Regions from separate parts of the Homo sapiens genome. Here region 1 is linked to region 2. The links are chromatin loops, found by intact Hi-C in ENCODE. Cell type or tissue: endothelial cell of umbilical vein. All regions are shown on one strand.

Evidence for each region. Peaks named below come from ENCODE experiments on the same cell type or tissue, not always from the same donor. Only the 100,000 strongest peaks of a DNase experiment are listed, where the experiment ranks them.
Region 1: a loop joins it to region 2, with 4 times the contacts of the local background. A loop is called at or near these places in 7 of 110 quality-filtered maps.

What each region holds. Positions count from the first base shown.
Region 1 is chr6:159,690,181-159,692,680 of GRCh38, reverse strand. It overlaps SOD2 (superoxide dismutase 2), which reads left to right. Exons shown (of 5, transcript NM_000636.4): 2 at 1-20. Among named protein-coding and RNA genes, the nearest start is that of SOD2, 1.8 kb to the left of the region's middle. RefSeq lists an enhancer at 128-197. In endothelial cell of umbilical vein, a CTCF peak has its summit at 1,268; a DNase peak (open chromatin) is centred at 1,310; H3K4me3 peaks cover 816 bases; H3K27ac peaks cover 1,306 bases.
Region 2 is chr6:159,980,468-159,982,967 of GRCh38, reverse strand. The region is part of intron 1 of IGF2R (insulin like growth factor 2 receptor); the gene reads right to left. Among named protein-coding and RNA genes, the nearest start is that of IGF2R, 13 kb to the right of the region's middle. RefSeq lists enhancers at 637-806, 997-1,106, 1,117-1,166, 1,999-2,500. In endothelial cell of umbilical vein, no CTCF peak of the experiment used is centred here; a DNase peak (open chromatin) is centred at 1,077; H3K27ac peaks cover 537 bases.

The sequences.
Region 1 (2,500 bases), 290 kb after region 2:
CCAGGAGGCGTTGGCCAAGGGTAGGTTCCAGGCTGAGCGGCGGGAGGCAGTCCCCGGCAGAGGCGACCCCAGGGAGCCAGGCCCCATACGGACGGGCCTCTCCGTGGAGGAGAACTCGCTTCGTATTTGTACCGGTTCCGAGTTTTCCAGGCACGATAGTCTCTCTTTTAAACACATGGTCTACCTCATTGTAGAAGGAGTGCCTCGATGGGTTTGAACACACTTCTGTCATCTCAGGGAACTTGGGGTCCTGCGAAGGAGCTTGCCTTACTGTTGTGAGCCACATTCCGTTACACATATTGCCAGCACTGGTGAATTGTAGGGCCTGAAAAGAAAGCTCTACTGTGTCACTCGTTTTTTTTGCAAATTGAAATTGTTCTTGTTGTATAATGTGCTTTGGGGAAATGTTTGGTCTCTCAGGTAGGTGTGCCAGCCGTTTGCAGGAGGGCTGAGAGCGCCTGTCCACTGGTGGCCAGACATCATCGGGTCCGCAGGTGTCTCTGAGTGTCAGGGTCACCTCCTGATAGAAGTGGGAGTGGTGTCTTACTGCCAGGTCACACTGAAGGTGGGAGACAGGAGGACACTACTCCGTGCTAGGAACCATGGTCCTTGTCATCTTCCTGAGAGCAAACGGGGTCGGGACTCCAGCCTAGGACTTGGAGACTCCCTGCATCCCCAGCTACCCTGCAGGTGAAACTTCACTGAGCCCACTTGACTTCAGGTGGGAGAGGAGGAGGCACACCGTTGTGGTGTGCGTTACCAAAAAAGCAGTAACCTAACTGTGGAACAGTTCAGGATCTTTAGACTTGATACTTTTCTTGATTTCCCTTAGGGGTCAAAGTTCACAAGGAAAATAGCCCTTTAGTGGGAAACTGAAACAGGCTTGTTTTTATTTACTATTTACTCATATTTGTAATGCAATTAAAATATATGTTGTTAACTTTTTTTTTTTTTCTCAAGAGCTCGGTTGATAAAACCAGGGGTATGTGGACTTTTTGAGTCTGTGCCTTTTGGGGGTGTGTATGGGAATGTTATGTTTTAACGTTTTTTACAAAATAGTATTGTCTTTTTAATTTATTCGTTAGTGGTTTGCACAAGGAAGATAATCGATAGTCATGTTTTTTAGACTCTCTGTATTGCTTGGTAAGCTACGTAGTAAAAAATGTTTACTTTTCCTTAAATGTTTTGAATTTCGGGGTTATGAAATTTGTTGAGTAATTTTTAGACAGTCACATCTTGTTGACTGGAGGCATCTAGTGGAAAAATGCAGTATTTCAGCCTGATTGTGTTTGAAGTAAATGATTAAAAGAGGAGGAAGTTACCACATTCTGGAAGATTTACTTGAGACAGACGAACCTTGAATTACGGGAAAAGGCCCCGTGATTTAGGAAATAACAAATTTGGGAAACATGTAATGGGGAGAGACTGGGGAATACCCCAGTTGTGAAAGTACTTCCTGTAAGGCAACATCTGACACCAGGAACCTTTCTCTTCAGTATTTTAAAAACAACTTAATTTCAGTCCTTTACTTGTGGAATCAGAGCCTTACTTATGTAATACAACCCACTGGAAAAAAGCTTTTTATTGTATTGTACTATATTGTTTATAAGTGATTGAGTACCTGCAGAGCTTTCTTTTACTTAAACATATTTTAAAAATTATTAAAAAGATTTTCATGTTTGAAAACTTGGGGAAAAAAGATAAAACAATGTCATAATCTCATCACATTTAACTGACTAATATGAATATTTTTCAACAAAAAGCATTTGACTTTTATTATTATTTGAGGCAAAAACTAAACTGAAACCAAATAAAATGTTGAATTTCAGAAAAGTGTTCTTAAAAGCAGATATTAAGCCCTCAATTTTTATTAATTTTAAAATGAGTAAGCAAACTGTAAGATGTTAAGATTATTAAATTATCTCTCATTAAGCATGTATCTTTCCCATTTTAAAAATTCAGTTACTATTGATTTATTAAAAAACAATAGAAAAGTTACATCTATTTTTAGAGTGACTCTCAAGAAAATTTAATAAGGGAAACACAGATCTATAAAAAACTGTTTGTAAACCTAACAAAGGAAAAAAAAAGTTGGTGTCTTTAAAAAACCCTTTGAGATTAGCTGTGTATTCAGATATCAGTTGGTTCTCTCCTTTCTGAATCGCTAAACAACTGGAGCTTGTTTCAGAAAGCAGCATTGTCTACGTATGTTCCTTTTAAAAATTTTTTTTTTAATTCTGTCTAAAAAAAACAGACGGGGTCACACTATGTTGCCCAGGCTGCTCTTGAATTCCTGGGCTCCCCTATCCACGCACCTCGGCCTTCCAGAGTGCTGGGATTACAGGTGTGAGCCACCGTGCCTAGTCAGACATACTTTTTTTTTTTTTTTTTTTTTTGACGGAATCTCAGTCTGTCCCGCAGGTTGGAGTGCAGTGATGTGATCTCGGCTCACTACAACCTCCGTCTCCTGGGTTCAAGCAATTCTCCTGCCTCAGCCTCC
Region 2 (2,500 bases):
TCAATGCTTGCAAAACCACAATAGCTTGCAAGATGTAATTTGGAGTTCTTTCCTTTTAAAAACAGCTAGCATCTAAAGTATGTAAAATTCTATGATCAAAATATATGGTATGCTCAATCTCTTAAAGAAAATAAATCTTAGAAAACTGGGTTCCTTCCCTTCAACACAAAACATCTCCATGAAGTATCACTCTGTCCCTTCCTCATTTATTGCCATATATCCAAACTCTTTTAAAATATATCTTAGTTTCCTCAGTCCCTGTGAATCTTGGGGTTATGCTAATGGTCATGTAACTATTAAACATTTTACTACTGGCCTGCAATTAATAAAGCAAGATAAAGGCAGGATGGGATCAGTAATAATAAAAGTAGGCACGTGTGAATCTGTAATTTGGTTTCCTTAAAAGACAGAAACCCAGTTGGTGACACATAAGTGAAATTCACATAACAAGATACATGGTCACTAGCTAGAGAAATGTTTCTCTGAGTCTACAGCAAGCAACAAATCTAACATGTTGGAGACAAAGAGAATGTGAAGTGTTTCCAACCTGAACATCCAAAAAAGATTCTCCTACTTTCGACATGCACGCAAGTCCTCTAACAGAGTATTCAAGAAATCACCTGGCTCACTACTGTCCCTCAACAGTATCAGACAGTGTTTCAGCTCATACATATCCAGCACAGTCACCTTCAGAAATCCAGACCAGTCTCCTTAACTAAGGAGAAAGGGAAAAAACAGCAAGGAAGAGGAGCAAGGAGGCAGGGTTCCCACACTGGACCTTGGGAGCAGAATGTCAAGAGCCTAAGGTAACCACTGTCGTCAACAACTTGCTGTTGCCTACACTAAAAGAGAAACAATCTGATTTGCATGAAGACTCCTACCCCGAGCTGAAGGCTGGGGAAGCACGTGAGTTTGACACAGCATGGCCAGAGCTTATATAGGAAGTACTTCACTTCCTATTCTAACAAACCCACAAAGCTGTGGACAAAGATACAGGGCCGACAAATACAAATAAATAGAAGCAGGGAAATGCCAAACGTCAGCCTTTGGTTTTCCCTGAGAGGTATGCAGGGTCTGGAAGGAAGCCCGGTGTATGGAGAGGGATCCGGCTGGAAGCCCTAAGTCAAACACGACATCTAAGTTGATGTCAGAGCCCAGGGAACCAGGGCAGGCAATGGGGACTGCGTAACAGAGGTCACCTGGAATAGAGAGGGGGCACGCTACCCTAAGAAAGGTGCCATGAAGGGCCTGGGCCAGATTCCTGCCCCAGCGCTGACTAACAAGCTGTGTGAGCCAGTCTCTCCCAGCTCAACTTCCTCGACAAAACTCAGCTAGCCTACAAGGTCATTGTGAGGAGAAAACCACCACCAGGAACACAGAGCTATCGAAACAGACTATGATCTAAAGCTTTCATTTGAATCCAGAGAGAGAGTTGGACTGCTTAAAAACTAAGTTTACAAAAAAAGGTGAGTTGGCTGGGGGCGGGGGGTGCCCTCTGAAAGGAGTGTCACATGACACTGGCAAGGAACTGGAGGGAGAGACGGGCAGGCCCCTGTCCGGAGGCATCTCCTAGGAGCTGATGAAGACAGAGACACACGCACTCAGACAAACACACTCACACACACACACTCAGACACACACACTTGCACTCACAGACACTCAGACACACACACTTGCACTCACACACTCGTGCACTCACACACGCACTCACGCACACATACACACTCAACTGCCTCCTGGGACCTCTCAGGACAAGGATGCCACTCTGGCCTGCCCGCCCTGCACCATCCACAACAGAGACAGGTGAGTCCAGAGCTTCCAGCAGAAGAGCAGCAGGGGAAACAGAACAAGGGCAAACACACCAGGGTGTGGCGTTCCCAGGAGGTGGGCAAGTGCCCTCCACAACAGAAAGCTACCACAAAAATGGCTGGTCCTCTCTGCTATCCTTGGCTCAGATCAACTCAACAGTACAGGATGCAGGCCAGTATTTCAACCCTAAACCCTGCTCCGTGATGATTTTCTTCCAATCAGAGCAATTACCTGGGCGGTCTCATACTTTGCTCCTCATGTATAAAGAAGAGTTGTAGATGGGCTAAACTCCCTGCTTTGCCATGTGGATGTCTGAGGCCAACCGCCTTTAAGGACAATCCAGCCCCCAGCGCAGAATTCAGACCTTAATGTTCAGCCCCCTACTCTCCCTGTCACCAAGGTCCCAGAAAACCCTCCCAGACCCAGGGCCCTTCCTGGAGTGTGCAAACTACAAGGGAAGGTGGGCCTTTCTAGAAAACCTGCGGGCTGTCAGCTCAGCTGGCTGGCCCATGATGCTAATGAGGCCACCGCCAGGTGGTGGTTCCTCACAAAGGCCAATCAGGTGGACAGAGGAGAAAAGCCCCTGCTTTGAAGATGCTGGAGCCAAACATCAGACAGCAGAGGCTCCGCAAAGCCTAACACCCAGCTGGGGCTGCCCCTCTCCACCTTCTTACAGACTCAGAATGGACAG